Linked DNA regions of Mus musculus: regions 1 and 3 are each linked to region 2. Evidence: chromatin loops called from intact Hi-C (ENCODE). Cell type or tissue: left cerebral cortex. All regions are shown on one strand. Region 1 holds the start of Gm5563 (predicted gene 5563). Region 2 has its middle 37 kb from the start of Gm42015. Region 3 has its middle 16 kb from the start of Gm42017.

The links. Peaks named below come from ENCODE experiments on the same cell type or tissue, not always from the same donor. Only the 100,000 strongest peaks of a DNase experiment are listed, where the experiment ranks them.
Region 1: a loop joins it to region 2, with 2.3 times the contacts of the local background. A loop is called at or near these places in 2 of 42 quality-filtered maps.
Region 3: a loop joins it to region 2, with 2.8 times the contacts of the local background. A loop is called at or near these places in 2 of 42 quality-filtered maps.

What each region holds. Positions count from the first base shown.
Region 1 is chr5:119,829,826-119,832,325 of GRCm38, forward strand. Gm5563 (predicted gene 5563) reads right to left here and starts at 2,161. Exons shown (of 3, transcript NR_169213.1): 1 at 1,914-2,161. It also overlaps a transcript of Tbx5 not described here. In left cerebral cortex, no CTCF peak of the experiment used is centred here; a DNase peak (open chromatin) is centred at 1,367.
Region 2 is chr5:118,878,768-118,881,267 of GRCm38, forward strand. No RefSeq gene overlaps it. Among named protein-coding and RNA genes, the nearest start is that of Gm42015, 37 kb to the left of the region's middle. In left cerebral cortex, a CTCF peak has its summit at 1,149 (motif pointing right); a DNase peak (open chromatin) is centred at 1,158.
Region 3 is chr5:119,801,663-119,804,162 of GRCm38, forward strand. It overlaps a transcript of Tbx5 not described here. Among named protein-coding and RNA genes, the nearest start is that of Gm42017, 16 kb to the left of the region's middle. In left cerebral cortex, no CTCF peak of the experiment used is centred here; DNase peaks (open chromatin) are centred at 1,315 and 2,394.

The DNA.
Region 1 (2,500 bases), 950 kb after region 2:
TCGACAGCGCGACACCATTCCTTCTGCCAAAGAAAATTTGTCTTTTCCAGAGCCCCAGAGAATAGTGCACTCCCAGGTTTCCTTAGCACCCTTCTGTCAGGGTATGGGGGGATCCAGATAGGTCCCTTTACGTTCAAGGGGGACCCCAGCCCTAGAGTTATTAGCCTAGGTCTCTGCCAATAAGGTCACCACATACACACATTTTGAGGCCACTGATGGTGTAGAAGCAACATCTACATCCACAGAACTTTCATCGACTTTGGGATTGCAGATAGGATTCAAATTCCCCTGGTTCAGTGCAGACCCTGCAGCCCGAGGAGGCTCCATGCCATTTCACTTCAGACCCTCACCCTTTGGGACTGATGACCACCGAAATTGGGGGGGGGGGCGGGATTTGGACAGCATGTCCTTTACCACCGAGTTCTACAGTCACCTAACTGCTACTTTGAGGGAGTGAGGACTCCTCGAACAGCTTGTTGTCTACAGAAACATATCCATGTCTTATCTCCTTGATTTGAAATACAAAACAACCTGTCCACCCACTCGGTCAAGAGCAATAATCATAACCAGAGGGATATTAGAAGGGTATATTGAATATTGAATAATTGCGAACCTAGTCAACACTTTCCCTGAAGGCCCAAAGCTGAGAGGCTGGAAGCTGAATAAAACATTGGAAAGAACCTTCCTGAAATCCTGGAAAAAAAAACCCACATAATAAAGTCAGATTTCACTGGGCAAGAGGGAAAGTGACCTCCTGAGGAAAAAAAAAACCAAGAAAACAAAAAAACCTTCCCACCCTCCCAAGGAGTCTTCCTTCTGCAATCTAAGTTGGCCAAAGTTTAGTTTTCTCGTCATTTCTATTGTCATTAGAATTCTTATTAGTTTTCCCAGGCCTGTGTGCTCTCCTCTCTACTTTCTGACCCCAGAGGAGACCCAAAGGAGGCAGGGACAGGGCCATTGGGGAGGGATACTGAACTAAGTCTGTGTTCCCGCGTGTTCTCTTTGCTTTACTCTAAAATTAAAGGGGGAAATGTAAGGAATAGCAATAATACGAATACTAATAATAGCAATAGTAATAATACAAATAACAGCAATGGCTCATTACGTTTTGTTTTGTTTTAATAGAATTCCGGGTCTTCCTATCTTTCGAGGTATTTAAGATCAAGGCGGAAATTTTGCAAAAGGGGGCAAGGAAGTATGAGAAAAACCAGCGGGGAGCAGGGTTAGGAAAGCGCAACTCTTGGAAAGAAGGAAGGTGCCAGGCGTGTATGTTGCTGCCCTCTCCCGCACAGAGGATGAGGGTGAAGCGGACAAGGAGACGCTGAGGCTGCAGTCTCTTCCCGTGGTGGTTGCTTTCTCCAGAGCACGGGGCCAGTCTCTGAAGCTGGGCTTGGCCCAGGTAGTTGCACCCGAAATTGCGGAGCAATGGGGGAAAGTGAAAGGAACTCGGCCCACTCGCGGGGCACCCTCGGTCTGGGTTTCCTGCCCCCACCTCGGTTCTCCTGGTCACCCTACTCGAATACGGGGACAAGGATTCTGGATTGCATTCTTGGGTGAAAACGTGAATTTGGGGCTCGTTCGCCTGGGAAACGAAAGCAAAGCTGGAGCACCAGGCCGGGCAGCCTGGACTCTTGGGGAAGAGAACAGGGATGCACGCTGGTGTCCTGCATCTGTGCTGCAGGCTGCTGCCCCGCTGTCCCTTGGGGCCTGACCTTGGCTCTACCGCTGCAGGGCCGCCCGTGTCACTGCCGCTCCAATCCTCGGTGGACTGCGACCAGAACCGGGTCATGCTTCTGGGAATCCTAAAGTTTCAGGGATCGCAAAACCCCAGGACAAGTTCAGATGGAATGTCTGGCTCTCCTGGGGCCCGCAACGCGGGGGTTGGGGTGGGGGCGGCGGGAGGAGAAACTTACCCTCGGGAAGGCCTGACGCTCGCTTGCTCCGTGTAGGGCAGGCCTAGCTTATTGCCCGGAGCCGCTGGGGTGGGAGAAAGTCTGTGCGGTTTCGTAACTCAAAACCCAATGGGTTTCCAAATGCGCGTAGAAGCTTACGCAGACCCACCCGACCTCTCAGAAATTATGCCCATTGATCCAACTAGAAATAATTGCCGATTTCCACAAAACAAAATAGAGCGCCTCGCCCCTCTGCAGGATCCGGCGCTGAAAAAAAAATTCCCTCTGCACAGTGCACCCGTCTCTACCCCTTCTCCCACCCCGCCCCACCACACACTCGCACCCCGCCCCCGTCTGGCCACTCTGGGACCCATTGCATCCCCGGATCTCACTGAAGGAGCGGCAGACCGAATGGCCTTTCTCTCTACAAGGAACCTTGGCAGACATCTAAGATATCTAATATCCACTAAGATAGCAACCAGTACTTATTTCAGCACTGGGCATGAGATATGGCACCCCAAATGTAACCAGCTAAAAGGGCCTCCTCGACAGAAAAATAAAACTGTGTAAGTAAGAAGCCTTTACCTTTTGCAACGAACCTTAGGAAA
Region 2 (2,500 bases):
CGAGATGTTTCCCAGGCTCCTGACTTTCTTATAAACGGGGTTTTAGCTCAAGAACTAGAGAGGAAGGAATCTGATGAAGAAGCTGAGAACACCCGACGAATGTGGACCAAATCCCCCATGGTGGACCAATGGAGAGCTCAGAGTGATGGGTGGGTCCTAGAGAAGCCCAGGGAAAGGGGCTTCTAGAATCCACAGGGTTCGTGTGACTCAGCCAGCCCTTCCTCAGGATGTGCTGTGCTGTGGCAGCTGCAGACTCGAAAGGGGTAGATGCCACGTGCTCCCTATGGCTACCCAAACCCACACTTGGTGGACACACTTGCTGACAGGCATAAGCCCCCCCCCCCTTCCCCAATTCTTCTCCATCACCCTGACTGCCTAAGGTATTTGGCCAAAGTGAATTCGAAAGAAGGCACCGACTGAGACAGGTGATTTTCTGTTTTCTCTCCTCAGAGGACAGGCAAAATATTTACAGAGGAAAATTCCCATGCTTTCCCTTTGATTTTTAATGAGGTTAAAAAAAAAATCCCAGCTAAAGGGACGTAAGCTCCTTTGACTAAGCAGATAGGAGAGGCATTTATTAACTCAGTCCCAAATCTGCCTTCCCAAGCCGAGAGTCTCTTTTAGAAAAAAGCTTCCTCCTTTTTTTTTTCTAAAAGCAATCCTCCCTCTTTATTTATTTATTTTGGTCTTTGTTGTGTTATAGTCTCCTTCTCCCTCCCACCCAGAATCATAAATTTTCCTGCAAACCCGGGCACACACTGGTCTGGGGGTCTGTGTTAAGAGTGTGTAAAAAGCGAGTTCGTTATGATTTATTGATTAATACAATGCCACAATCATTATCACGGTAGTAGGAACAAGTGTGACAGTAATAAAAGCCGTTGTAAGCTGAGATCATCCCTCCCAGATGTTTGATGGAGACTTTAAATAGCTTTAAAAGAAAAGGAATAAAAGATTTTTTAAAAAGAGCCTTTATTCCTAAATGCGTATTCCCATAATAGAATAATGGGATATTAACGTACTTAAAAGCACAAGTTCCCACGCCTGAAGCTATACTCTCTCGGAGTTAAACTCCGAAAAGACTTTGAAATACGGGAACTTAGAGCCATGTGGGCTGGTGAGGGAGGCGCTGCTTATAAAATGGCCAGCAGATGGCGCTCCAACCACTGGTTAGGCCACAGATTTTATTTATTTATTATTATTATTTTAAAATTCTGTTCTTGGTCTTTCAGACTAGGGTGTGGACAGGCACTTTGGGTCTGATTTTGAATATTGAACAATGCCATCAAAAGGCATGGAGGACGAAGGCAGGAGTCAGGTCAAGGGGCTGTTCTGGGTGGGTGTCAGGCTGGCCAGATTTTGAGAACTTCAGTGGGACAAGAAAGGATGCTTTGTTTAGCTGTGGGTGGATTCTGGCCAGACTCCATTGAGCAGAAAACAAGGCAATGGTGCCCTCGGGTTTTCCAACTCCTTTTAGGCATTCAGGAAAGGAAAAAAAATTAGATCTTTGGTTGGTGTTGTAAGGACAACACTGTCACTACTCTGTGGTTGGAAGACATTTGGCTTTCTTCTCACCCCGCCCCCAGATCTAGCTCAAGGGAAAAGACGTGGGTGGAGGGAGAGACGGGAGAGAAGGCTGTGTCTGTCCGTGAGTCTGCGTGTCTGTGTGTCGGGTGGGGAGGGCACTTGACAGATGAATGTGGTAGTGGAGTGAAGTGTGTGTGTGTGTGGGGGGGGGGGGGGGAGACACTGAATGAACGCAGAGTCTTGTGGTCGGAGTCAAAACCTGGGTTGCAGGCCCCACCTCTCAGTGTGAGAGGCCACACCATGCTCTGGATGCCAGGATCTGGGGACAAAGGATAGGTCTAGAATGGATGCGACGGCATCCGAGGTTGAACCCGTCTGCGTCTTAAAGGGTAAGGGTGGGTTTGGCTGAAGAGCTCATGGAGAGAAGAATGAGAAGAGGGAATTTTTCCTTTTCCTGGAGCCTTCAAGGTCTTCATAACACAGCTCCCAAGTGAACTGGAATCTGGCCAATCAGAGCCGAGGAGGCAAACAACCAGGAAGTGAATGGCTATCGGGAACATTAGCAGAAACCAGGAGAGCTCAGGGGTCATCTCGAACGAGAGCTGAGATGTGTGTGTGTGTGTGTGTGTGTGTGTGTGTGTGTGTGTGTGTTTAAACCGGATAGAAAACTCTGTTTTAGCGTTTCCACCATTCTTATCTAGTCTAATCTAAGACTTCATTCATAAAATGAATCCCTGTCAACCCAGAGCCATTGCTAGCAGGCCCATTAGGATTCTACTTCTAGACAAGGACACTGAGTGTCGGGGTGGCCCCCAGTCAAATAGCTTCAAACGAAGCTAAAGCCGTTAACGCTGGGGAGAGAGCAAGCTTCAAGTCAGGGTTCTTCTGTTGGTGTGTTCAATGCACAGTTCCATTTTTCACCCTGGCTGATGGGGAACTGGCCCTGTCTCGAAGGCTGTGTGGGAGACTCACTGGG
Region 3 (2,500 bases), 920 kb after region 2:
TGCAATAGCTGAACAAGGGACTGTGGGGATGGGGTTGTTCATTCCTCCCAGTTGAGGGTAGGATTGGATGCTTTTATCTCCAGAGATGCGATTTGTAACCTTTGGGGCCGGGTTATTATTTTTATATTTTTTTATATTATTTTTATTTTTTCTCTTGGACTTTTGGGTCTGTGGTACACTTGTGACACAGACACAAAGTACATTTGTTTGGGGAGTTCCCCCACAAATTGGATACATGGACAGAAAATCTTCAAGCGTCCAGGATAAGGGCTGAAAATACCCCCCACAGGGCTGAGCACTGGTTCTGCTCCCTGTTTTCTGCTGTAAAGCTCTTTTTGGAAATGGGAGAGCTGGAGGGAAGGTTCCAAATCTTCCCTGAAACCACTGGGAACGTTTGAGGCTGGTGGTTTGCATAGGGCATCCTCTGAGGGCAACCGTGACCCCTGGCTTCTGCAGCTGAAGAGCTGATTAAACAAGGGTCCTGGGGTAGCATCTGAGGGTACCACCCTCTGCCTCCTTTAAGATATACAAAGATGGGATGAGGTCAGGAGAGAGGTGAAGGACCCAGTCCTGGGCTCTGTAGCTGTTACAGTTGGGAACCTGGAATACAGTCCAAGTGGCACAAGCTGCATTTATTTGTATGAGCCCTTCTCCTTGGGAAAAGAGATACAGGGCTTTATTGCACCCCAAGGATGCTCCTAACTTTCCAAAGATGAGTCCCTTATTTAGAACCTGTTGCTCAGACATGGATGGAACCTTAGAATTCCTAACTGATCAGATCGGGGCTCTGGAGTCTGAATGTTGGATCTGAACCCTTTGCTTGTTGAGTGACTTTGGGTAAGCAATTTAACACAGTGGTTCTCAGACTGTGGGTCGCAACCCTGTGGGGGGAGGTTTCGAATGACCCTTTCACAGGGTTCACCTAAGACTGTCGGAAAACGCAGATATTTACGATTCATAACAGTAGCAAAATTACAGTTATGAAGTACCAATGAAAATAATTTTATGGAGGGGGTGCTGGTCACCACAACGTGAGGGACTGTATTCAGGGGGCGCAGCCTTAGGAAGGTTGAGAACCACTGCTTTAACCTCTCTGTTCCTATCCAGTGAAGGTGACTTTTAGGAGAAGCTGTGGGGGAGGGCAGGAGGAGTGGAAGGCAGACCAGTTGAATCTTTTCCCTGAGAGCTGGAGATCGGTCCAGGCTGATTTCCCAGCCAGACAGTTGTAGAATGCCGGCTGGCTCTCTCTCTCTTCAACCAGATGGTGAGAATGTAATAAAATAAATCTATATTGCAAGGCGATTCCAGAGCCTGCGGTGTGTGGTACAGGGATATATTCCCCTCTGGGCTGTGTGGGTGGACACCTCCCTTTTATTCGTAGGCTAGTCTCTAGGCTATGAGTTCTAATCCAAGCTATGCCCCATGTTTCTTGCTGGGCGACTTTAGGAAAGAGCCTCCCCATCTCTGTGCACAGCTTAAGAAATGGATACTGCCGCTTGCTTGTTCTTTCGTTGTTAGACTTGAGGTCGACTAAGCGCATAGGTGCGGGGCACATGGGCCAGGGAATGCTATATCGTCCCAGCACGTCGTAACAAACACATAAGCACACCCTAACACAACATACAAATCCTAAAGGAAGGTAAACGCGGTGCGTATAATACCCGATATTACGACGTGTTATATTGTATTATAATTCTGGGCGCACGTGCGCGCTGAGAGACCTGCGGTAGCCAGGATTTGCTTTGCCTCTGTAAGGCCACTCTCTTCCCCAGAGCCTGCGGACTGGAGTGCCCCAGCTTGAGGTTCCCCGCGGTCGAACTTTCTCTTTCACGGGGGGCGGTGGCTCTGCCTCAGGTCTGTTAAAGCCATCGAGGGGAGGTATTTGAAGGCTCTAAACTTTGGAGACGCCCGCCGGGTCCTACCACTTTGGAGAGACTGCTCACAGCCGACCGGACAAGGAAGAAGGCCGTGCATCGTGTGGGAATAAGCTATTTAGCGCGGCTGGCTGACGCGGTGGCAGCCACAATGTGTTGATCTTAACCAAGAGGAAGCTAGAAGGGGCAGAAGATGGGGACCTTAAAGCAACGCTCTTCCACCCTTCCCTTTCGGTTCCGCGTGGAGGGACTGGGATGCCTTCCGCCCGGGAACCTCACAGAGGCTTTGTTTGTTCAGTAAGCGACCGGCAGCGAATAAAAGACTCAGAGCACTTTTCAACGCATCTACCCGTTTGGTAGCAGCGTGGGAGATGCGCGCCGCACCGAATTCAGCGTATGCTGCAAGCAATTCGCCCCGAAGGTCGTGCTCACTGAGGGACTCGCAAACCCCGGAGCCTGGGGCGCACGAGCACGGGATCTTTCCCACGCAGATCACCTCTGGCGCGTGCTGTTTGTACTTTCCAGGCTGTGGATAATTCACACGTGATTGTCTGCGGACAGATCCTTGTTTGCGCGCGCACAGCGATTCGCATGGGTCTCGTCGCTTTCCTATGGGAAGCGCGGTA